Linked DNA regions of Mus musculus: region 1 is linked to region 2. The links are chromatin loops, found by intact Hi-C in ENCODE. Cell type or tissue: gastrocnemius. All regions are shown on one strand. Each heading gives the region's core, and the rest is flanking DNA. Links, peaks and the distances in the headings are about the cores only.

What was found. Peaks named below come from ENCODE experiments on the same cell type or tissue, not always from the same donor. Only the 100,000 strongest peaks of a DNase experiment are listed, where the experiment ranks them.
Region 1: it touches region 2 in a loop (3-fold over the local background); 3 of 42 quality-filtered maps call a loop at or near these places.

The regions. Positions count from the first base shown.
Region 1 is chr7:73,804,160-73,813,351 of GRCm38, forward strand. Gm10619 (predicted gene 10619) reads right to left here. Exons shown (of 4, transcript NR_077222.1): 2 at 7,352-7,415; 3 at 6,208-6,311; 4 at 4,063-6,023. Among named protein-coding and RNA genes, the nearest start is that of Gm10619, 7.7 kb to the right of the region's middle. In gastrocnemius, for the core only: a CTCF peak has its summit at 5,325 (motif pointing left); a DNase peak (open chromatin) is centred at 5,287.
Region 2 is chr7:74,349,789-74,358,980 of GRCm38, forward strand. All of the region lies in intron 3 of Slco3a1 (solute carrier organic anion transporter family, member 3a1), which reads right to left. Among named protein-coding and RNA genes, the nearest start is that of Slco3a1, 200 kb to the right of the region's middle. In gastrocnemius, for the core only: CTCF peaks have their summits at 4,920 (motif pointing left) and 7,501 (motif pointing left); a DNase peak (open chromatin) is centred at 4,900.

The sequences.
Region 1 (9,192 bases), core at 706-8,705, 550 kb before region 2:
CAGTAGGTAGGGCTTGTATTTCTGGAACCTTGATAGGAAACCACTAGAACTGAACTCTTGTGCAATTTTTCCAAGTCCTTGTCACAGGGCCTTTCATCTAGTGGGTATTTTCCTCCCTCCTGCAGGCATCAACTCGAGACATTTAAAGGGATGAAAAAAAAAAAACCATGGGGGACGGTTTTGTGCAAACATCTCAAGCAGTCAAAAGCAATTACCTTTAAAGCAAAGCATGGGGATCCTGTGAATCGACTTGCTCAGCTCAGGGGTACTCTGAGCATCTTCAGGACCCAGTGTCAGCTGCCACAGTTCCTCCTCATTATTTTGGCCTTCTTTGCTTTTGTTCTATAACAGACTGAATTGCTGAAAATAGGAAGCCAAGGCAGCCCTTATGTTGGACCACTGATGCACAACAGAGGCAGAAAATAGGACCATGAGCTGACTTCCTCCCCTTGAGATCTCCATTTGAGAAATCTGAAGAACTTTCTAGTCACTGTTCAGTCCATTAGGCTGGATGTCTCAGCTGGTCTTTAGTAGAGGCCAGAATGCCAAAGAAGTACGCTCTAATGCTAGTCTAATGGCAGCGAATTGACTTATCAGTGAGAGCAAGAGCAAATAGGAAAAGACAAAAGCTTCCCTGTCCTTTAGATAGGCTACCCTAGAAGTCGTGGCCTAGATTAAAGGTGGATCTTCACATCTCAAAAGGTCTGGATTAAAAGTGGGTCTTCACACTTCCATTTAATTAAGGAAAAAAAAAACCCTCTCACAGGTGTACTCAGTCACTTGGGTTTTAGTTAATTCCAGATGTAGTCAAGTTGACAACCAAAAATAGCCATCACTCCCCCCCCCCCAAATCAAGTATTCCTGTCTGCTGCTCCTGTGGAGGAACTGAGTTTAGCCCTCTATTGGATGTAGGATTGGTGAAGACCTTTTCCCAGTCTGCTGGTTGCTGTTTTGTCCTATTGACAGTGTCCTTTGCCTTTCTCAATTTTATGAGACAAGAACTCAAGAAGTTACTCTAGAGAATCATATAACCCTATTAAAAATGGAGTACAGAGCTAAACAAAGAATGTTCAACTGAGGAATATCAAATGGCAGGGAATCACCTAAAGAAATGTTCAACATCTTTAGTCATCAAGGAAATGCAAATCAAAACAACCCTGAGATTCCACCACACATCAGTCAAAATGGCTAAGATCAAAAACTTAGGTGACAGCAGATGCTGGCGAGGATGTGGAGAAAGAAGAACACTCCATTGCTGGTGGGATCGCAAGCTTGTACAACCAGTCTGGAAATCAATCTGGCGGTTTCTCCGAAAATTGGACATAGTACTACCTGAGGACCCAGCTCTACCATTCCTAGGCATAAACCCAAAAGATTCTTCAACATATAGATAGCAAGGACACATGCTTCACCATGTTCATAGCAGCCTTATGTATAACAGCCAGAAGCTGGAAAGAACCCACATGTCCTTCAACAGAGGAATGGATACAGAAAATGTGATATATTTACCCAATGGAATACTACTCGGCTATTAAAAATGATGAATTCATGAAATTCTTAGGCAAATGGATGGAGCTAGAAAATACCATCCTGAGTGAGGTAACCCAATCACAAAAGAACACACATGGTATGCACTCAATGATAAGTGGATATTAGTCCAAAAGCTCTGAATACCCAAGATACAAGTCACAGACCACATGAAGCTCAAAATGAAGGAAGACTAAAGTGTGGGTGCTTCGGTGCTTCTTAGAAAGGGGAACAAAATACTCACGGGAGCAAATATGGAGACAAAGTATAGAGCAGAGACTGAAGGAAAGGCCATCCAGAGACTGTCCCACCTGGGGATTCATCCTGTGTACAGTCACCAAAAAAACCCGATACTACTGTGGATGACAAGAAATGCTTGCTGAAAGAATCCTGATATGGCTGTCTCCTGAGAGACTCTGCCAGAGCCTGACAAATATGGAGGGGGATGCTTGCAGCCAACCATTGGACTGAGCATTGGGGGTCCCCAATGGAGGAGTTAGAGAAAGGACTGAGGAGCTGAAGGGATTTGCAACCCCATAGGAAAAACAACAATATCAACCAACCAGACCCCCCCATAGCTCCCAAGGACTAAGCCACTAACTATGAAGTACACATGGCTCCAGCTTCATATGTAGCAGAGGATGGCCTTGTCAGGCATCAATGGAAGGAGAGGTCCTTGGTCCTATGAAAGCTCAATGCCCCAGTGTAGGGGAAACGAGGGTGGGAAGGTGGGAGTGAGTAGGTGGGTGGAGGAACATCCTCATAGAAGCAGCGGGAGGGGGAATGGGAAGGGGGTTTCTGTGAGTTGGGATAACATTTGAAATGTAAATAAAGAAAATATCCAATAATAATAATAATAATAATAATAATAATAATAGAGGTTTCTGGTGCCTCAAGAACTGTGTTCAGAGGGCAAATGAACAAGTATTTCAGCAAAGTCAGGATTAAAAACTTTCTTTGAGCAGCATGTTGTAAATGGGATGGTGAAATAATCCATTATTTGGAAATATGACACAGAAATATGAAAATATACCTTTTGGGGAGTATAAGTTTCGACAATTAAAAATATACCACGAAAGCAGTTGTTTCTTTTTATTTTTGAAGACAGAGTCTTGCTGTGCAGCCTCAAGTGGTCTGGAACTTCCCTGAGGACTGACCAGCAGGCCAGGGACATGCTGTGACACTCTATTCTATGGGAGCATTTGCTCCCATACCTGGTCTGATCTAAGTTTGAAGTGGATGCAATTCAGTTTCAATCAACAATATCCACCATGTGCCTCATGAGTACGAAGAATCTACATTAAAAATTTTTTTTAATCAAAACCTTCCAAACCTAGTATAAGAGCGCAAAAAGGACTATGCTCCTTCTGCTAGCCTGAATCATTCTGAGAACAGCCGCAGCTAGATGTTCCCCTAGCTTACATCTCTTTAAAAAAACCCAAAAAACCAAACCTCTGAAAAGTAGTTTCCTGTGTCCTTCAAAAAATACAGATTTCCAAAATGTCACCCCAGTAAACAACCACTGACATGCGGTATGTGACAGCTTACTACAAGTCGGGTTGTTTGCCCCTTCAAGTGTTTCTAACTGGCAACAGTGAAGCCATGCCATTCTGGTTCCCCTTGTTTCAGATTTGACTTTCCCTGTGCTCCAGTTCATTGACATCAACTGGCAATCCTAAAATACGAAATGAGGAATTTATGAACAAGTTTATTATGTGCAGTTCTGAGTAGTCTAATGAAATTTTGTGTTGCCCTCCATGTCTTCTAGGCTGTCAATCACCACTTTGACCCTCCTACTAGTAGTCCCTTAGAGCTGTGTCCTGTTCTTCAGGTCCACAGTCATTATAATAAGCTATTATGGCGGCTTATTGCTTGAGTTCAGGTAACTATCATGTAAATGATAGCCTGGAGGTCTCAGACCAACGATACTGACATTGTTACAATCATTGTTAATCTCTTATTGTGCCTAATTCCAAGCTAGAGTTTATTGTATGTATAAGAAATACACAGTTAAACTTAGGTGTGATGTATTCCCATTTTCAGGCATCACTGGGAATCTTGGAACATGTTTGAGCAGATATGGGGAGCCTATCCCACCAGCACACAAGGGACTCACGTCTCTGTGTCTTTTCTAAGTCATAAGCAGATATGAATGGCTATCAAACTCACATTTACCCACGGTAGACATTCTTCTGTGATAACAGACAGGGGCTGTGTACCTTGTCTTGTTGGTAAAGTGGAGATTTCCTACTACATTGGTAGAGGGCTCGGAATTGATTGCATTTAGCACATTTCAAAGCATGTCTAACTATTGACACTCAATATAAGCAACCTGACTTGATGGTATTTCCAAAAGACTCTTTTTGGGCTATGATGCTAAATCCTGGTTTCCAGTGTATAATATCTGCCAAGATGGCCCTGATTAAATTTAACCAAGAAATGGCATTTATCAAAACTTTAAAAATTCAAGATTACAAAAGTGTGAAACATAACTATGTCAAAAGTGTATGATTTAAACCACAAAGGCTTCAGACTGGACGGCACCTCTCCTTTATTCTCTCCCCAAATTACTTTCTATCCAGGTCTAATATAATAAGCTTTAGTTCATCAACAAAGATTAGTTTTTATGGCCATGAGAAATTTATAATTTTATAAGTGACCTTTAACAGATTATTTTTTTTCTTTTGGCTGAAGACTGTTACTCAACAGTGTTTCTAGAAGCCAGGCATAAGAGGTATGGTGAGAAGAACATCTAGAAAAGAAATCTGGAGGTTGTGGTTGGGGTCTGCCACAAGGGAACACATGCCAGTATGGCTTGGTGTATTTAGGCTTCTAACCATCCCAGCTGCATCCTACAAACATTTAAGGAAGTGATGAACAGGGGCAATTGAGATAATTTGCATGATCCCAGCCCCAAGGGCGGGAATAAGGTTAGTGTTTTCTAGATGAATCCTATGTATCACTTAACAAGTGCTACTTATGAGTTAGAGGTTGACGAATATTTCTTTTTCTAGAATAGTAGGTCCAGTGGAAAGTATCCTTTCCAACTCTAAAAATAGAGTGCTCCATGAGGTGTGGTATAAAAACTCACACAAGTTTGGTTAGATTTGGTTTGATAAGCCCTTAGTGAAATATCAGGGCTAACCTGAAGATCACCATATGGTCACCATATGGTGACCAGATTCTCCAAGCAGGTATCATGGCCCCAAACACATACAGAAGGAATAAATACAGTTGGCTCCACATTTGGAATATTGTGAGAAGCTAATCTCTTCTCTTAAACAAGCCTCTCCTCTTAGTTACGCAGCAGCAGGATGGAAGTACTCATTTAAGACGTGTGGAGAATATTCCAGAACCTGTCTGACCTGCCTTCAAGTCACCTGAAGGCCTAAACCAGTTACATGAATGCTAGGTGAGCCTACTGACCCAGGGTTAGGGATTTAACGGGAAAAGACCTCACTTCTAGGTGCCAGTGATACACCTTGGCTTTTTGGCGTGGGTGGATCAAATTAAGACACAGAGCAACATGTGAAGATGTGCTCTGTGAAAGGAACTCCAGAGTGAACTGGGGTGTGAGAATGGGTGATACTCTGTACAGGGTGTGGTGCAGGGAGAAAGCAGCTCCTGGCCCAGCCACACAGGGGTGCATCTTGGATATGCTCTGGCAGTGGTTGTGGAGTACTCCCTGGTTTTTCCCTCAGGGAGTGCCAACCTATCTTTTTAATGAAAGGAGACCAGGTAGAGTCTGTGGACCAGGGCCTGACCAGTGCTAAACAGTGCCACCATGTGGCAGAGATAAAGGCCCAACATGGGGAGCCGGTGAGGGTCCAACTCTCTACTGGACATTTATAACTCAGTCCTCACCAAGAGGAGCCCAACCAAAGCGAGGATTGTTTGAATCAAGCTCCTGGCAGTCAAACTTTGTGGTCAAATGAGGGACTTCTCAAGGACTCTCCCTGGAGAAGGTGTGTTCAGCACAAAGCCAGAGCTGTGCCCAAGATGCATCTTTGTGCATCCTGAAAAGTGGGTGCTTGCTTGTAGGGCCAGAATTGACCTGGGGCCAAAGTCCATTTAGAGTTAGCCTACAAGTAAGTTTGACTGTTTTCAGTTGAAAGCACAAGGAAGGGGTAAGTTTGCCAACTGAACACAACATGGGATGTAACTCTTTGGAAGGACTTAATTCACCTCCTACTTTGGGCTCACACCCAGTGAAAAGGGTCTCTGAGGAGACCTCAAGCCAGAAGTAAAATGTGTGTGTAGCATTACCACTTCTGGAAGTTTCTACCCACCCTGGGCCAAGACACACATTCCTGGCTGGATTCACACTGTTTCCATGTCTTCTTTGTCCGCCTTCCTCTTCCTTTGATGGGGAGGACATGTTCAGGTGGATGGGGAGGAAGGGAGAAGAGGCCTACCTGAGCCTTGGGTGAGTTAGGTTAAGCAAGAGAACGGTTGCCATGGCTTATGAAGGTCTCCCAATGATATGGGTCTTGTATCTGGGATGGGAGTTGGATGAGAAGGGCAAAGAGAAAAAGCTTAGGAGATTGACACCCTCCAGGGGACCCGGGGTGAGAGCCAGCACCAACAAATGGACACCTCTGGCACCTCCCCTCACATCTTCCCCTGGTTCTCACAGGGTGGCATGTCTTACCACTTACACTGTTGGGGAGTGCTGCTTACATGAAGTTGGAGCCAACATCCATCATAAAGCAGCATGCTGTCAATTCCCTGAATATAGTTCCCAAGTACTTCAAATCCATTGAACAAAGGATTGATAGAGGTATCTGTGAAGAAATCAGTGCAAGCCAGAAGGGTGTGCTGTGTTAGGGTTTGGATCTAAAGTGTCCCTCCAAAGCCATGTGTAGGCAGTGGTGACTGACTGATGATGGGCTTTGGGTTCTGGTTCAGTGGGTTACTCCACTGTACCAGATGAGTGGGCTGATGAGAGGTGAAGGGAACTTGGATGGCAGTGTGAGTGGAAAGGCCCTTGAATGCACACCCTAGGATACTATCTACCGAGTAACTCTGCTCTACCACACACATTGTGTGCTATAATGTTCTGCCTCAACACAAGCCCACAGTGATGGGGCCAAGTGACTATGGACCAAAGCCTTGGAAACCATGAGCCAATTAAACCTCTTTTCCTTTAAGTGATTTTTCTCAGGCATTTTGTCACAGCAGTGGAAAGCTAACATAGGGCAGGACCGAGTTGAGTCAGGAGATTATTTTACTCTCCCTGTTGAGTTTGGGAATAGATACAAGTGGCTATCAGTTTATGCTGATGAGGGAAGAGAGGCACGGGCTTGGACCTGGTTTTATACCAGGAGGGAATATACCCCATACTTTAGGCTGTTGCCTTTGTGCCTGTCTTTTCCGACTGCACTGTGCATTGCTGGTACCATATATCCATTAGAAGCACCAAGCCAATGCTTAGGAGATAGAAAGGACCAAGTATGTGCCCTTGGCCCCATTCAGGATGTTGGAGCTGGGTGCACTGGACCTTGGCACTGAAGACACGGGACAAATGGTACAAGAAGAAAAAGCTGACAGGGTTTCAGATGGTGGCTCGCTCACTAGAGCTGTAGAGTCATCTGCAGCCCACCCTGTCCAAAGATCACAATTTTTAGATCCTAGAAAATTGCGACCTGCAGGGGTCTGAGCCTTTCAGAGACCAGGTCCAGGCAACATCTATGACTCCAGCATTCATCAATTATCCAGCCTATGGTGGCTTCCAGACCCTTAGTGGAACAAGGTGAATTTCCGGGAGTTGAGTCATGGCCCGTGACTTGAGGATGGCTGTCAAGTCTAAGCCACCTCTACTTACTTGGGATTTAGTACCAGGAGAGGAAAAGGAAATGCTCAGACACAGGAAGCCGATTCTCTGATGCCTAAAGAGAAGGAAGGGACGTTGAGTGTGGGCGGTGTGCAGACAGTAGATAAGCTAATCAATTCATCCTTGGCTAGGGCTTCAGCTAAATGGTGAAGAGTCATACAGAGAACCTTTCTGGGTCCTATTTTCAAATACTAGCAAGCCCCTCATTGCAATGTGGTACTCACCTCTCCCATCCCGGGAGACCTGGATGTCACCTTTGACCCTAACACCACTGCTATTCAACCAATTATAGCAAGCCCTTCTCTTCAGCCCGGCAATTTTTAAGTCAACATCTGACCTCAGCCTCCAGGCTCAACCCTTCCAGGCCTTTCCATGGGCCTGACACTCCATTCTTCCCTGGAGCCACTTAGTACCTATTAACTCCTTCCTCATAAAGTCTCCAAATAGCTTCCCATTGCCCACAGATTAAAGTCCAAACTCTGTAACTTGGTGTGAGGGCTGCATCTCTTTCCTCATGCTCTGGGCCTCCTATCTTTCTCCACAGCCACCTTCCATTCCCTGTCTGGAAGTGTCTGCAGTTGTTTCTGAGCCCTTCCTGTGCATTCTTACCTCCAGTGACTCCCTTCCTAACCTCACAAGCCCGGTCTGTTTCCTCCCTTGCAAGCTTGCCTGCCTCTGTAACCCTTCTCTCCAAAGACACTGTAAATTCCCTGTGGGCATGGATTGTGTTTTATGGGTCTAGAGCCTGCAGCTTGCCCGAGTTTGAAGGTTTCCGAGAGTCTCCTGTGACCTTCAAGCACAGACCTTGGGGTGGTGGTGATCCTAACAATCGAGGCACACTCCACACAAAGGTCACCTCTGGACTGGGAAAGACCTGGCTGATAGGACGCTCGCATAGACATGCAAAGATAGGGAAGAAGATAGTGGAGGAGTGGCCTGGCCTTTGTGTTCTGGATGGAGCTTGGGAACTTCTGTACCGAAAGATCAAGGAATACCAGAGTGAGTATCCCAGCCCCAGAGTGGCCTGAGTCACAGTCACTATATCAACTTCAGTTTTAAGGATATCTTGAATGGCCAGAGCTGAGAAGGGGGCAGGTTTATACATGACAAGTACCATACATTTAAGCAGAGTGACTGTCACAGCTAATACAGGAAAGTCCACTCTCTAGGGCAGGACAGAGAGGAAAGAAAGCAGATGTATGCATAGGCACCTGGACAGCTTAGGGAAACTGGAGGCAGAGCCCCCCAGTCCTCTCCTGTTCTCCTCACTGCAGATGGCAGCAGGTGCCTGGGCAGACCAGAACACGTACAGGCTTCCCTGTGTTAAGTGATGGCTAGTGGCTGTAATTAACTCCCACCTCTTGCTGGATCCTCAAGGCCAAGGGTGGTGGTTCTTGCCCAAAAGAGTTTTCTGGGTGGAAAAGAATGTCATCTATGATCCGAAAGGTGGGTCCTCTGCATGTCTGAGAAGGAAGAGCAAAGGCTATACCAGGATCTGCTTGGTCTGTGGTGCCAGTCAGCCCTCGTCAGAGAAAAGCGCTAGCTCTAAACAGGAACAGAGAGGGTGACTTTCCCTTCGTCCTCCACACACTGACTTTTCCCTGCCTATCCACTCTCTTCCCACCAGAACTGCTGTGAGTACCCTGTGCTCAGACCCCAGTCTCCTTCTAATTTCTGTCAATGGGAAGAGATGGATGGGGAGGATAGGGACTGAGAGGGAAAGAAGGCAGCCATGGAGAGAGAGGATGCAGCCCGTGCCTTCTGTGAGGCTTTGCTGGGGGACCAAGAATCCCCTGCGAGCCAGAGCATCCATTCCACAGGCCTTGAAGTAG
Region 2 (9,192 bases), core at 480-8,479:
TAATATTTTTTTATGAGGAATTTTGACACTTAACAGGGGGAAAAAACCCTCTCTACTTGTGCGGCCATTGTCAATGCTCAGGAGACATCATTCTAGAATGGCTGATATTGAGACAGATTTCTTTTCTTTTGACTCTTTTCTTTTTATTATTAGATATTTTCTTCATTTACATTTCAAATGCTATCCAGAAAGTCTCCTATACCCTCCCCCCACCCTACTCCCTCCCACCCTGCCCACCCCCACTCCCGCTTCCTGGCCCTGGTATTCCCCTGTACTGGGGCATATAATCTTCCGACAGTTTCTCTGTGTGTTCTGGCAAAGAACCAAATGGCAGGTGACATTCATGCCTATGTGTAGACCAGCTCTTCTTCTGGCTACATAGAGCATATGCCTGTTCCTCCCCCAACAGAGCAGAGTTTTACAGAGGAAAGAGTGAACAGGGGAACATACTTCACTTATGAGTATGATTGTACATGTGCTGGGTATGAGGGTATGATTGTACATGTGCTAGGTATGACTGCATGTGCTGGGTATGACTGCATGTGCTGGGTATGACTGTACATGTGCTGGGTATGATTGTACATGTGCTGGGTATGACTGCATGTGCTGGGTATGACTGTACATATGCTGGGTATGACTGCATGTGCTGGGTATGACTGTACATGTGCTGGGTATGACTGCATGTGCTGGGTATGACTGTCCATGTGCTGGGTATGACAGTACATGTGCTGGGTATGACTGCATGTGCTGGGTATGACTGTACATGTGCTGGGTATGATTGTACATGTGCTGGGTATGACTGCATGTGCTGGGTATGACAGTACATGTGCTGGGTATGACTGTCCATGTGCTGGGTATGACTGTACATGTGCTGGGTATGACTGCATGTGCTGGGTATGACTGCATGTGCTGGGTATGACTGCATGTGCTGGGTATGACTGCATGTGCTGGGTATGACAGTACATGTGCTGGGTATGACTGCATGTGCTGGGTATGACTGTGCATGTGCTGGGTATGACAGTACATGTGCTGGGTATGACTGTCCATGTGCTGGGTATGACTGTCCATGTGCTGGGTATGACTGTCCATGTGCTGGGTATGACTGTACATGTGCTGGGTATGATTGTACATGTGCTGGGTATGACTGTGCATGTGCTGGGTATGACTGTACATGTGCTGGGTATGACTGTCCATGTGCTGGGTATGAGTGTGCATGTGCTGGGTATGACTGTGCATGTGCTGGGTATGACTGTGCATGTGCTGGGTATGACAGTACATGTGCTGGGTATGACTGTCCATGTGCTGGGTATGACTGTACATGTGCTGGGTATGACTGTCCATGTGCTGGGTATGACTGTCCATGTGCTGGGTATGACTGTACATGTGCTGGGTATGACTGTACATGTGCTGGGTATGACTGCATGTGCTGGGTATGACTGTCCATGTGCTGGGTATGATTGTACATGTGCTGGGTATGACTGTGCATGTGCTGGGTATGACTGTCCATGTGCTGGGTATGACTGTACATGTGCTGGGTATGACTGTCCATGTGCTGGGTATGACTGTACATGTGCTGGGTATGACTGTCCATGTACTGGGTATGACTGTACATGTGCTGGGTATGACTGTACATGTGCTGGGTATGACTGTCCATGTGCTGGGTATGACTGTGCATGTGCTGGGTATGACTGTGCATGTGCTGGGTATGACTGTACATGTGTTGGGTATGACTATCCATGTGCTGGGTATGACTGTCCATGTGCTGGGTATGACTGTGCATGTGCTGGGTATGACTGCATGTGCTGGGTATGACTGTACATGTGCTGGGTATGGCTATACATGTGCTGGGTATGACTATCCATGTGCTGGGTATGACTGTACATGTTCTTGGGTATGACTGTGCATGTGCTGGGTATGACTGTCCATGTGCTGGTGTGTGGTTCCCGAGTTTCTTCATCCCAGGAGGACTACATTAATGAAACGTTCCTATTGACCAGCTGCAGATACTTGACAGGAACAAGTTTAAAATTCTACCACCCTAAGCCACAGATTAGGGGATATGTTTGTTACTGTAGCATGGTCAAGCCTACCCCAACTAGTATGAATGTCTTGGGGGAACAGACATTTGTAGCGACAGCAGTCCTGGAGAAACCTAGACAGAAAAAAGTACTGTTTCAGGTTGGAATGGGGCAGCAAAGCTTGAGAATCTATTTTTCTATCTGGTTCTAGTTCCTGTATTGACTTTTCAAGCTTGTTTTCAGTCTGTTTGAAGGTGGCTGCTTGTGAGATGTCCAGAGCAAAACTGAAAAGCACCAATCACTCTCGTTTACTCAGACACATCAATATACCGATGACATAAGAGTGGGATGGTGACTCAGGCCGAGGAGAAGCAGGTTGACAGAGAAAGGGCTCAGCAGCCACTTGCTTACCCTTGGATACTCTAGGCGCTTAGGGAAAAAGGATTTTCATTTTCAAGGGGGTTCTGTCAGTCAAAAGGGAGAGACTTTGAAAGAAATGAAACCGTACCACAATCTTCCATCTGTGCCTGTGTGGGATATGTCTGTCAGGAGATGGGACAGAGCTGAGATTGTCTTTGCAAGTGTCTCAGACATGTATAGACTCTCCCTCCTTAGAAGACCCATTTCTTTATTTGTGTGTGCACGCATGTTTTATGTGTGTTTTTTTTTTTTTTTTTTGGCATGGGCACAAGGGTGTGTCCATGCCCCCTTGGAGTTCAGAGCATGATAACCACATATATTCTTCTGTTGTCTTCTGTACTTTATTGCCTTGAGACAGGGCCTCACACTGACCTGGAAGCTTGCCGCTTTGGCTGGGCTGGCTGGCTATCATGCTCTGGGGATCTGTCTGTCTGTCACTGCCCTCCAATACTGGGGCTTTAAGCATTGTGTAGCTTTGCCTGGCTTTTACACACGGGTGCTGGGGATTCAAACTCAAGATCTTCAGCTCACATAGAAAGTCTTCTACCCACTTAGCCATCTCTCCTAACCCAGCAAGTGGCTTAGGCCTACTTGTGTCCTGTTTTGGCATCTAGACTCTGGATTGCTTTTATTGTTTTTTAGTTCTGTTGTACAAAGGAAGCAAGATGCTAACAGTTGTTTGTCACCTCTGAAAAGAGCAAGTGACTACAAGGAGCCTATCAGGGCTCTGTCCCCATTTCTAAGGTAAAAAAGAAGAAAATCAGATGAAGCAGGCTGAAGCCAGCACACATCTCATTAACAGGCCTACCCACGAGACTGTGAGAACTCTGGCTCAAAGCAAATTGGGGACAGTCCCTTCTTTCTCTTGGGCCATATACTAAAGGCCATTATGGCTCTCCGGGTATTTTTAAGTTCATGTACCTATTTGCTTAAAGTATATCAGACTTTTGCTATGGGACTCGGGAATTTCAAGAGTATCATTAAGTGACAAACCTAATTAGAAAGTGGAGGTGGTGAGGGTGTGGGGCATTCCATATCCCAGCCATCCAGCTAATGAGTCCACCAAACTGAAGGAAGCTGGCTGCGGCGCTAGTCCTCTCAAAAAGCAGAGGAGGAAGCCTAGCTGGTGACCTTTTCCCATAAGCACATGGGCTATAGCATCTTGTTGCAGCTACCAATGCCATGCAGCTGTCTGCAGGGCCAGCTGGTGTGCGCGTGACTCTGGAATGGTGTCCACATGTGTGCTGGTGACGTTCAAACAACTAGGAAAAGATCCATGGGAGGGAGTAAACTTGATTAAGTACAGGTTTCAGTGAGGCAAGTTGCTAGGCTGAGAGAAAGAGTTGAGAATCAGGGCTGAAAGCATGCTGGATCCCTTGGTAACTGCAGACGCTAGTAGACTTCACAGATGCGCCATAGTATCTAACCTTTATAGCACGCTTCCTATATTCAAGACATTGTCTGGGTTGAATGTGTGGTTTTCTTGCATTAGCCACACACAGTCTCAAGGAGGAATGGCTGCCCCAGGATCACAGAGCTCACGGGAGTATGATCTGGATTCACAGGATTCTAGACTCTCAGGGCACACAATGCCTTATCAAATAGAAGCTACACTTCCCGACAAGGTCCCAAGTTCCCAACAAGACAGCACAGGCACACCTTTAATAACTGTTTAACCGTGGCAGCTGCTGTTCCTAAATCTCCCTGCAATAAACCCACACGGCTAATGCTGGTCGATTCAGTGCTTGGGGGCACACCCTGAAACCGAGCCCCGTCGTCAAGGTTCTGTGTTCACGGTCAAACTTTAGTTTCAACAAGACATTCTGAAGAGAGATCTCTGCAAGTCTCATCCCTTCTTCCCCAGCCCTCACAGGATGGAGCAGTGGAGCCACACAGAATCAAACCCAGATGAAAGGCCAGCCACCGAGTCCCATGCCTAAGCCTGACCAGATGAGCCTCTGCTGCCCACCTCCACCCCCTCTTGGGGCTCTTCTGCCACTCTGCTGGCTCATTCCTGCAAGTAACCTGCTCTCCTGCTCCCACAGCTGCACTGACTCCCAGGCCCCAGGCAAGCCTCCTTTCTCTTGGCGCTGTTGCTTCCTTAGCAACCTCCGTGTCAGGGGAAAGTACACTTTCCTTCCATTTGTCCCACAGTACGGGCCTTCCATAGACACCTTTGCCACCTCCACATAAATTCCAGGGAAGGCAGGGATTGCTTTCCCTGCATGCTCCCCAACCCCAGATTCCAGAGATGCATGTGGCTCTAGGCATACAGGCATTCATGTAGAGTATAACATTTGTATATGGTGGGCAGCCCTAAAGAAGAGCTATCCTTAGGACCCTTAAAGGACATAGAAATCCTGCCTCAAAATACAGCCAAATGCACCAGACACGACAAGGTTCTGCCACAAGGGCAGAAACAATGAAAATTGCTTGGAAAGGAGATTTTCCTGGTTGAGTCCCTAACTAGTGGTGCTCTTCTGCCCTCTAGTGATGATAATCAGCACTGACTTTCATGTACCTTCAAGAAGCTGTGGGACTCACAGACATCCTCTCTTAGCAAAGGTTCTCTGGTCACCTTGTGCTCAGGAAGGCTGCCATCAGTAAGACATGGAGACAGTAAGGAAAAGTGTCCATCTGAGGTGTACACAGAGGCATTAATGCCAATCAAGGGTGGAGGAGGTCGCTTAACTTCTCACAGGGCTTAGGGGACAAGAAGAGATGATGACAACTCGAAGGGGTCCTTAGTGCTGTCATCCTCTTGGCAAGCTGAGGGCCTGTAGGTGATAGGTTAAGTGCTCCCAGCTGCCATTCTATCCATGGCTTCTGCAGGCACTGAGAGAGGAGGCTCTTTCATGAAGTCTGGGAGAGGGGATCATGAGTGGGAAAAATCTGCCACATGGCACAGGAGACTTGGTTTGTATACAAATGCGCCTCCACTGGTCGGGTCAGACCCCTCCCCTTCCGGATCTGAGATCCAGATCCCTCCCCTTCCGTACCTGAGTCTCCTCCCCTTCCGTACCTGAGATTCAGGATCCTCACTAATTTGATGAAAGATCTGAAAGTGCGTGCTGCCCAAGGTTCTTTCTGGCTCAGACATTCTGGCCACCCCCTAGGCCTCACTTTGATGGGTCACTCCTGATAACACAAATGGCCAATACAAAACATATCACACATCGCTTTCCAAGGCAGCTTTCCCAAGGAGCTTCCAGTCTCCTCCAGCCCCTGGCTGCCCCTGGAGAGTGCTGCCTTTGGCACACCAGTTGGAGCTAGCTTTTCTGTCTGCAGGAGATGGCAGCTGACTTTTTATTGAGCGTCCCTTAGCAGCCCATCCTTGCTTGCTAGAGTGGACTTCAAAGGGCCAGGCAGCTGGAAGACAGGGGCATTTCATCCCTTCCTGTCCAGGCCTAGCACTTGGCAGGAACAAATAAGGCTGCGTCTGATTTTATTTTCTACTTGGAAATTTGTAACATCATTAGAGACAAGTAAATATATCAGTGGGATTAATGGACTGAATCAGAGAGCAACTTGATTGGATTTAAGACCACATTATTTCTTTGGGGTGAATTAGTAAATTTAGCACTGTCAAGAGATGATGGATTGGGAACCCAGGGACTGAGAGTTCTTATTGATCCGGAGAACAGATCAGCCCAAGAAGCAGCATCAGCTCTCCCCTCCCCCATCTGCCTGCAGGGAGAGGAGAGGAAGGGAATGGGGCTTTGTTACTGATGAAACTATGTAGAAATCCCGTGTTCTCTTTCAGACAGTGGCCACAATAGTTGTAAGCATAAGGCTGTTAACAGATCTCAGCTGATGCCCTTATGATGTTCCATAGACCCAAAGAGGCCTTTCTGGAGTGGGTGTGGCATTTTTGTAGGAGGTCTGTCACTGGGCTTTGAGGTCTGAGAAAATTAAGCCAGGCCGAGTGGCTCAGTGACTTCCTTCTGTCTGTGGATCCAGAGGAGAGCTCTCAGCTACCTCTCCAGCACCATGTCTGCCTGCATACTGCCATGCTTCCTGCCATGACAATGATGGACTAAATCTCTGAACTGTAAGCCAGCCCTAATGAAATATTTTCCTTTATAAGAGTTGCCATGGTCATGTTAACTCTTTACAGGAACAGAAACCCTAACTAAGACACCCCCAAATCCTTGCCTCCACCTGGAATTCATATTCTTATATCTAGCTTAACCATGGCTCTGTGTAACTGGCTCTTTTCCAGGAAAGAATGACACAGACATTACATGCTGTCAGGAGGATTGGTGACAGACTCTTGTAGAGAGGACCAGGAGGGTCAGCCTGGCCACCACTGCATGGACTCTGAGGTGGATCCTTTCCTTTTCGGTCTGCAGACTTGGTTACACCCCACTAAAGCTGCTCCTGAGTCCTAGACCCACTTCAGAACCGTGAGACAACAGCCAGGTGTGGTGGCACACACCTTTAATTCCAGCACGTGGGAGACAGAGGCATATCTCAGTGAGTTCGAAGCCAGCCTGGTCCACAGAGTTCCGGGACAGCCAAAAACCAAAAGAAAAAAAGAAAAAAAAAAGTTAGCTATGAGACGAGGTGTTTCCTTCATGGGTAACTTTACATACGACTCTACATATGTTATAGACTTGCGCTGGTAATGAGCAGGATGCATTACTTCTGATCACAGACTTTAAGGACCAGTGTATAATGTCCTGCCTGGAAATTATAAACACTGGGATCAGGATAAACATCTGTGGGTCTGGGCCCCAAAACAGCCATAGAGAGCTAAGTCCCACGTCTTTCCAACACCAATCTGTGTTGAACAAGTTATCTACCAAATTAATTTTCAGCATATCCAAATCAGTAAAATGTGAGGACTATTTGTTACCACAGAGCAGCCATGATGGTCAAGCCCTTTTGCCAGTGGAATGTGCTGGGGGAAGGGGGGTGCAAGCCTCTGGGTATGCCCAAGAGGGATTATGTATTCATTGAGGTGGGATGATCCACCCACTTACCCACTGCAGGTAGCAGCATTACCCTGGTTGGGTTTTTGGAATGACTAAAAAGAATAAATTTGTGATGCTTTTCTGCCCTCTTGTGGTAAGAGGAAGCAACAACTCTCAAGTACCTAAAGGAAAGGAGGACTAATAGAAATGGATTATTATTTTGCTGTAAAGAAAAGTACTTTGCTCCTTCTTAGAATTGGGAACAAAACACCCATGGAAGGAGTTACAGAAACAAAGTTTGGAGCTGTGACGAAAGGATGGACCATCTAGAGACTGCCATATCCAGGGATCCACCCCATAATCAGCTTCCAAACGCTGACACCATTGCATATACTAGCAAGATTTTGCTGAAAGGACCCAGATATAGCTGTCTCTTGTGAGACTATGCCGGGGCCTAGCAAACACAGAAGTGGATGCTCACATTCAGCTATTGGATGAATCACAGGACCCCCAATGGAGGAGCTAGAGAAAGTACCCAAGGACTAAAGGGATCTGCAACCCTATAGGTGGAACAACATTATGAACTAACCAGTACCCCGGAGCTCTTGACTCTAGCTGCATATGTATCAAAAGATGGCCTAGTCAGCCATCACTGGAAAGAGAGGCCCATTGGACTTGCCAACTTTATATGCCTCAGTACAGGGGAACGCCAGGGCCACAAAGGGGGAGTGTGTAGGTAGGGGAGTGGGGGGGAGGGTATGGGGGACTTTTGGGATAGCATTGGAAATGTAAATGAGGAAAATACATAATAAAAATATTTAAAAAAAAAGAAAAGTGAAACATGGATAAATGTACAGAGCTGGGATTGAGGTAACCCAAGCCCAAATAAGACAGCTATATTCTTTCTTGTATGTGAGTGCTAGGTTTGAAATCTTGAATATGTGTGTTTAGCTCGTAGAAGAATAAAAATTAGAGGAGACCCTGGTGGGGGGTGGTTCCCAAGGGATGACACATTATTTGCTGGGCATTACAAGGCTGTTGTACACTCAAACTTAGTAGCTGTGATAGCGTAATAAGACATGCACAAGATCAGGGCAGGCAAAATCCCAGCACGGACTGGGGATGCTCACGATGCCCTGTTCTCAGCTGAGCAGCTACTGGCAACTAATGGTGGCTGGGGAGGAAGAGTAAGTTTTCATCAGGTACGTGACCCCACAAGGCTGCTCATGATCCAGCAAGTGGTCCTATGCTCATGCACATTCAAGCAGCATTAAGTAGACTTGGAGAGGGAGAGGGGGAGGGGTAGGGGGAGGGGGAAGGGGAGGGAGAGAGAGAACATGAAGTTTGGAGAGAAAAGTAAATATGGGAGAAATTGGAGGAGAGGGAATGGGGGTGGCTTTGATCCATCCATACACTATATCCACGTATGAAATTCTCAATTAAAAACACCTGTTACCAAGATGGCAGAAATCCACGGAAAGCTAAGTAGTTCATTGCTCCCCCCCCCCTCCTGACTATGGCTGCAATGTGCGCTGTAGCCTCACACTCCAGCTGACACGTCCTCACCACTGTGGTGGACTTCTCAGAGTTATAAACCAAAGTCAAGTTTTTCTCTTCTAAAATGTCAAGCGTTTTGGTTTGCTTTCGTGTTGCAGAGCCAAAATACTTTGACCTCAAACAAAACAAAACAAAACAAAACAAATCTGGGAGGAGAGGGTTTAGTTCATCATATATTTAGTGATGGTCTATTGTTGTCATTAAAGAGAGAAGTCAGGCCAGGAATTTGAGGCAGGAACCTGGATGCAAGAACCTGGATGCAGGAGTTAAAGCAGACTGTA